Regions from separate parts of the Homo sapiens genome. Here region 2 is linked to region 1. Evidence: chromatin loops called from intact Hi-C (ENCODE). Cell type or tissue: chondrocyte. All regions are shown on one strand.

Region 1 (2,500 bases):
GCATTTCAAAGGTGATGGGCCCCAAAGACAGGTGGCAGAACGGCCTCTATGAAGGTTTGCACTCCCGCCCAACTCCGCCACCAGCTGGGAGGGCGACCCTGGACCTGTCACTTCCCCTCTTGGACCCCAATTTCCTCATCTGCAGAAACAAGGAAGTAGTTCCACTAGGTATTTTCCAAGGCTCCCTCCAGCTCCAAGAACCTATGGACATTACAGAGCCACCGTAGCCAAAGCTCTCGCTCCCCCACCCCCCACACCTGGCAGCACTCTGAATCCTTTGGCTTGCCACATGGAACTAAAATTCCCTAAGGACAAGCACAGTAGCTACCCTAAGAGCTCTCAAAGCACACACCCCCTGAAGCTTTCTTATCCTAGCAACGGGAACCCCTTCCAGATCAGCTCTCTCCAAAGGTACAAGGCTTTTTGAGGACTGATCCCGCAGAACTGCAAGGGGCACAGGCGTGAGAATATGCCCTGATCTCATCCCAAACACAACAAAAGAAGACAAGACAAAGGTGACGAGGCCGGGCTGGCGGGAGGGGGCAGAAACCCCGGTGAGGAAGAGGGCTTCAGGTCTGCCAGCTGCTCTCTCGTCTGAGGAATTGCCGATGACAGTTTCCAAACTGCTACCCTGGAGGATCCCAGAGCTTCATTTTAAGCAGCCCTTTGGAAGGCAGGCTACCCCTCTAATGCACAACCTGTCTTTGCAGACTGGTAATGAATTCATGCCAAAGTGGTCAATTCATTTTAATAAACTAATGAATATGCAGAGGCCCCAGGAAGCCAAGGCAGCAGTGGTGGTGGACTCTGGAGCCGACTGTAATTAGGCCCCTGCCCTACTTTCTAAAATTGCATTTCCCTGCCAGGGAGCCTGCTCCAGGCCTTATGAGAAGAAAGTCGGTCCACAGAGTGGAGAAGGTGCTGCTCATGGTGACGGTGCCTCTATAAACAGCCCCACCACTGGAGAAGCCTTAGCTTACTGAGCTAATTCCTGCTACTGCAGCTGCCTGGGCTGGCGCGGGGCACCACCAACCACCAAGCGCCCCCGCCCGGGGGCTGCTGAGAAAGGCCCTGCTCCCTGGAGGCAACAGGTGCTGAGAGACCTGGAACGAAAAACGGTCACAGACAACCCACCAGCCTTTCAAAGTCAACGTGGTAGGTGGCGATAATCTCCGAGATGTGGAGAAACCAGCACTTTCTGCCTTGGGGGGTGGGGAAGGAAGCGGCACCCAAGAGCCCAGCTCCAGCCTTCCCAACTCCCTAAACCAACTTTCTCCCTCCAGGCAGCTCCAGCTTCCCACCCCCAGAGCATCGAGGCACTGGAGCTCAGCCAAAGAACAGCAGCCTCTCACCGCTCAGGACACAAAGCCCACTCAGCGAGGGTTTGTCTGCAGGGCCACCACCGAGGCCAGGGGATCGCTAGAGCCCCCAGGAGAGAACGGCCGCGGAGCAAGGGGTTAGTGCTGGGAGCCGTGCCTGCCACTCAGGACTAGGGCATCCCAAGGCCCTCCCCCAGCCGCCTGCAGGGGGCTTTTCCCTCACCCAGACTCTTCCAGCTCTTGCCTGGGACCGAACTCACCCTGACCCTGCCTTCTGGGCAAGGCCAGGGTCCTGTGGGCCAACGGGCAGTCAGTAGGCAACTTGGGAACTGACCCTTGTGCTAGGGGCACAAAACGGGCCAAGTAGCCACCAAGAAAAAGGATGCCACAAAGCTGTCGTGGACAGCAGCAGGCTTTCTGCCCTAGAGACTAAGCAAGGCTACTAGGCAGAGGCAACAACAAACGGCCCCCACGAAGGCCGTGGTGCATCAGCCATACCTGAAGAGAGAGGTTCCTCCCCTTCCCAACTAACGGGCTTTGGGTTTTGCAGGGAGGCAGAAGAGCGGGTGGGGTAACCCCCTGGATCCGCAGAAGCGGGGAGACACACGACTACGCAGGCCGCTGAGGGGTAACTGGAATTCAGCTTGTAAACCAGAAGGCACCAGATTAGGAGAAGGGGCGACTTGGAAAGAAATGCTGCAGAAGTAAACGTGGAAAGGGAGAGGCGGCCCTGCCGCCGGCCCGTCCTAGGGGTCCCCAAGGCTCCGGCATTACCCGGGTCGGCGGATGTTAAACTCTGCGTCCTAAGAGCGCTTCCCTTCCCTCCCTTTTTCGAGAGACAGAGAACGAATCTGTAATCTAGAAATGGTCATTTCTCCAGAATGGGCACTCGAGATGAGGGAGAGCTGAGCAGGCGCAGGAGAAGGGAGGGAGGGAGGGAGGGGAGCTCTGCCTGCGCCAAGGGGACACATCCGCCCGCCCCAGCCCCAGCCCCAGCCCGCTGGGTAACGGTGTGGGTCTGAAGTCACCACCGCTGGCGACAGCCCCTCTCCCTCACCAGTCGGACTAGGGGCTTTCTTTTAACTAACGAAAACCAATCCTCAAACACGGGAGAGACAAGGGAACGGGGAGAAGATCAGAGAAAAGCACTGAAGCCCGGCACAGCAAAGGGGAGGGGCAAG
Region 2 (2,500 bases), 46 kb before region 1:
CACCGCCCAGCAGTGCAAGGGCGACAGGAGGGACGGCTCCTTCCTGGGGGTAGAGGGGCACTGAGACCTGGGAGCGGAGCTTGGGCCCTGCCGTGGCCCCCCTGCCAGCACATCACCTACCGGAAGCTTTGGTGCTCCCGGCTGCTCCCCAGGCGGCCTCCACGGCTGGAGAAGCGCTCGGCCAGCTTTTCCAGGCCCCGGGAGTATTCCAGCTCCACCTCAGCGCGGCGCCGCATGAACTCTGCCAGCTCCTGCAGCAACTCCCGCCGCAGCTCGCCCTGCAGCTCCAGGCAGCGCAGCTGCTCGCTCAGCTGCCAGCGCATCTCTGTGGGGGGAACCATGGCTCAGGCCTGGTCAGCACGCCCTGCCTGGGTCAGCCAGGCCAGCGTGGGATGGGAGAGGCAGAGGCACACAGACCCCAGTCCCGTCGGCTCTGAGGGCTCCTTCGGACCCAGCCTAGGCTGAGGGCAAGAGCTAAGAGGGGAGGAAAGAAGCTAGGCCCCTGCAGGCAGATCTGGCCTCAGCTGTCCAGCCGACCTCTGCGCTGAGGCCAACAGATGGCCAGAGCCACCCGGTTGAGGGGGAAGGGGAAGGGTGTCCCAGAGAGAGGGGAGAGCCGCCCCAGCGCCAGCCAGGCACCTTTCAGTTTGGCTTCCTGTCTCTCCCTCGTTCCTGGAAAGCCTCTGAATGGTTTCCCCTGCGACTTCCTTTCCCGCCGGTACCCAGGCTCCGGGAGGTGGCAGCCTCCCTTGCAAACACACGGATACACAACACACAGATCACAGTGCTGCTCAGGGCAAGCCTGCAGCGATCTCGCAGTCTCAGTGGCTGGGGAAGCCTGCCCTCAGGCCCCAGGGGAAAGGACAGTCCACAGTGAGGGCTGGGAGCCAGGGAGAGCTGATCCGGCCTTGTAAGTGAAAGAATGGGGCAGGGAGCTAGCCCCCGTCTTCTGACCCCACTTCCCACTCCCAATCACCCCCCGCCCCACCTGTGCATTCCCCCACCCTGCAGAGAGAGTCACACCCAGGGCCCCATACTGCCGGCCTTTTGACACCCTATCACTGGCTTGATTTGGCAACGCTGCTTCCCCCACACAGGCCTGAAGCAAAGAAGTGCCTGTCCAGCAAGTTTAAGCAACCTGCGGAAGACACTTTTGCCATCTCCTGAGTGCCCGTCCCGAGTAAATAAGATGCTAGCTCAGCTTCTGGCCAGCAGGCTGCCCACCTACTCATCTCCATCCACATCCCCAGGGAGGGACATGAATTGATGTCTTCATTCAGCAGAATGTTGATTATGCACCCATTCTGTGGCAGGCACGTTTTAAATACAAAGGCAAAGAGGTTTGACCAAGTGTCTGCCCTCTTGGAGCTGGGATTGGAATGGGGCACGAACACATATCAGAATGCCCAGGAGTGATGGGTGCGGAGAAGATGAACCCACAAAGCAAGATCAGAGCCAGGGGTGGGTGGGGACAGGGAGGACCTCTTTTTAAAGGAGGGTGGTCAAGAACAAGCCGCATCGTTGGAGCAGAAGGCTGGAGCTGGCTGTACGTGGGCAGTAGGGGGAGTCCGAGAGACCGGTAGGGACAGATGGCACAGAGCCCGGGGTCTGGGCAGAGCTCCCAGCTGGACTCCGAGTGAGAGAGGAGCCACAGTAGTGGGGTGATGTGGTCCAGCTTCGTTTTCAGGGCCCCCTCACACTGCCAGGTGGAGCCCAGGTGGCAGCTACTGTGCTAGTCCAGGCAAAAGACGGCAGGATTCAGACCAGCAGCAGCGAGGGAGGACTCCGCTGAGAAGAGCTCAATCCCATTGGATTTCTGTCCCGCCAGTGACTTCCCAGGGGCTGTTGCATGGGGACCCTGTGGGTTCCGCCTGCCCAGCATCCCTACCTCCTCCCCTGATCTCCTATTGGAGAATGTCCCCTTCCTAGTCTCAGCCCCCTTGACTCCAGGTGCCCCAGCCCTGGCTGCATGCGTCACCCATCCCTCTGTCCCTCCACTCCCTGCCCCCACCAGACTAGCCAGGTGAGGGACCCAGGAGCCTGACCCTTCCAATTGAATTACTGAACAGGAGAGCTCTTCCCACCGGCAGATCAAGCTGGGTAAGTGGAAGCCTGGGGCACGGGACCTCCCGACAGAGCAGGGCAGAGCCCACGATGCCAAGTGAGACAGATGGAGAGTGTCTTCATCCTATCCGAGGCTGGCCTCCTGTGGTTAACTCGTCAGCTCCAAGGCCAGGTGGGGTGGGCGCTAATGCCATTTGAAATCAGGAGAGTCCTCACTGAATCAGTTTAACGTTTTGTTTTGATTTTTTGTTTTGAGACGGAGGATGTTGCCCAGGCTGGAGTACAGTGGTGCGATCTCGGCTCACTGCAACCTCCGCCTCCCGGGTTCAAGCGATTCTCCCGCCTCAGCCTCCCGAGTAGCTGGGACTACAGGGGCGCACCACCACACCCAGCTAATTTTTGTATTTTTAGTAGAGACAGGGTTTCATCATGTTGG

The links. A loop is a pair of places that touch in the nucleus more often than their neighbours do. Peaks named below come from ENCODE experiments on the same cell type or tissue, not always from the same donor. Only the 100,000 strongest peaks of a DNase experiment are listed, where the experiment ranks them.
Region 2: it touches region 1 in a loop (2.9-fold over the local background); 26 of 110 quality-filtered maps call a loop at or near these places.

What each region holds. Positions count from the first base shown.
Region 1 is chrX:153,967,916-153,970,415 of GRCh38, forward strand. All of the region lies in intron 1 of HCFC1 (host cell factor C1), which reads right to left. It overlaps HCFC1-AS1 (HCFC1 antisense RNA 1), which reads left to right and starts at 850. Exons shown (of 3, transcript NR_046608.3): 1 at 850-1,155; 2 at 1,284-1,456; 3 at 1,870-2,176. RefSeq lists a silencer at 1,309-1,487 and an enhancer at 2,274-2,500. In chondrocyte, a CTCF peak has its summit at 1,123 (motif pointing left); no DNase peak of the experiment used is centred here.
Region 2 is chrX:153,921,485-153,923,984 of GRCh38, forward strand. ARHGAP4 (Rho GTPase activating protein 4) reads right to left here. Exons shown (of 22, transcript NM_001666.5): 2 at 121-325; 3 at 1-43. Among named protein-coding and RNA genes, the nearest start is that of ARHGAP4, 3.5 kb to the right of the region's middle. RefSeq lists an enhancer at 1,940-2,440. In chondrocyte, a CTCF peak has its summit at 1,535 (motif pointing right); DNase peaks (open chromatin) are centred at 157 and 1,633.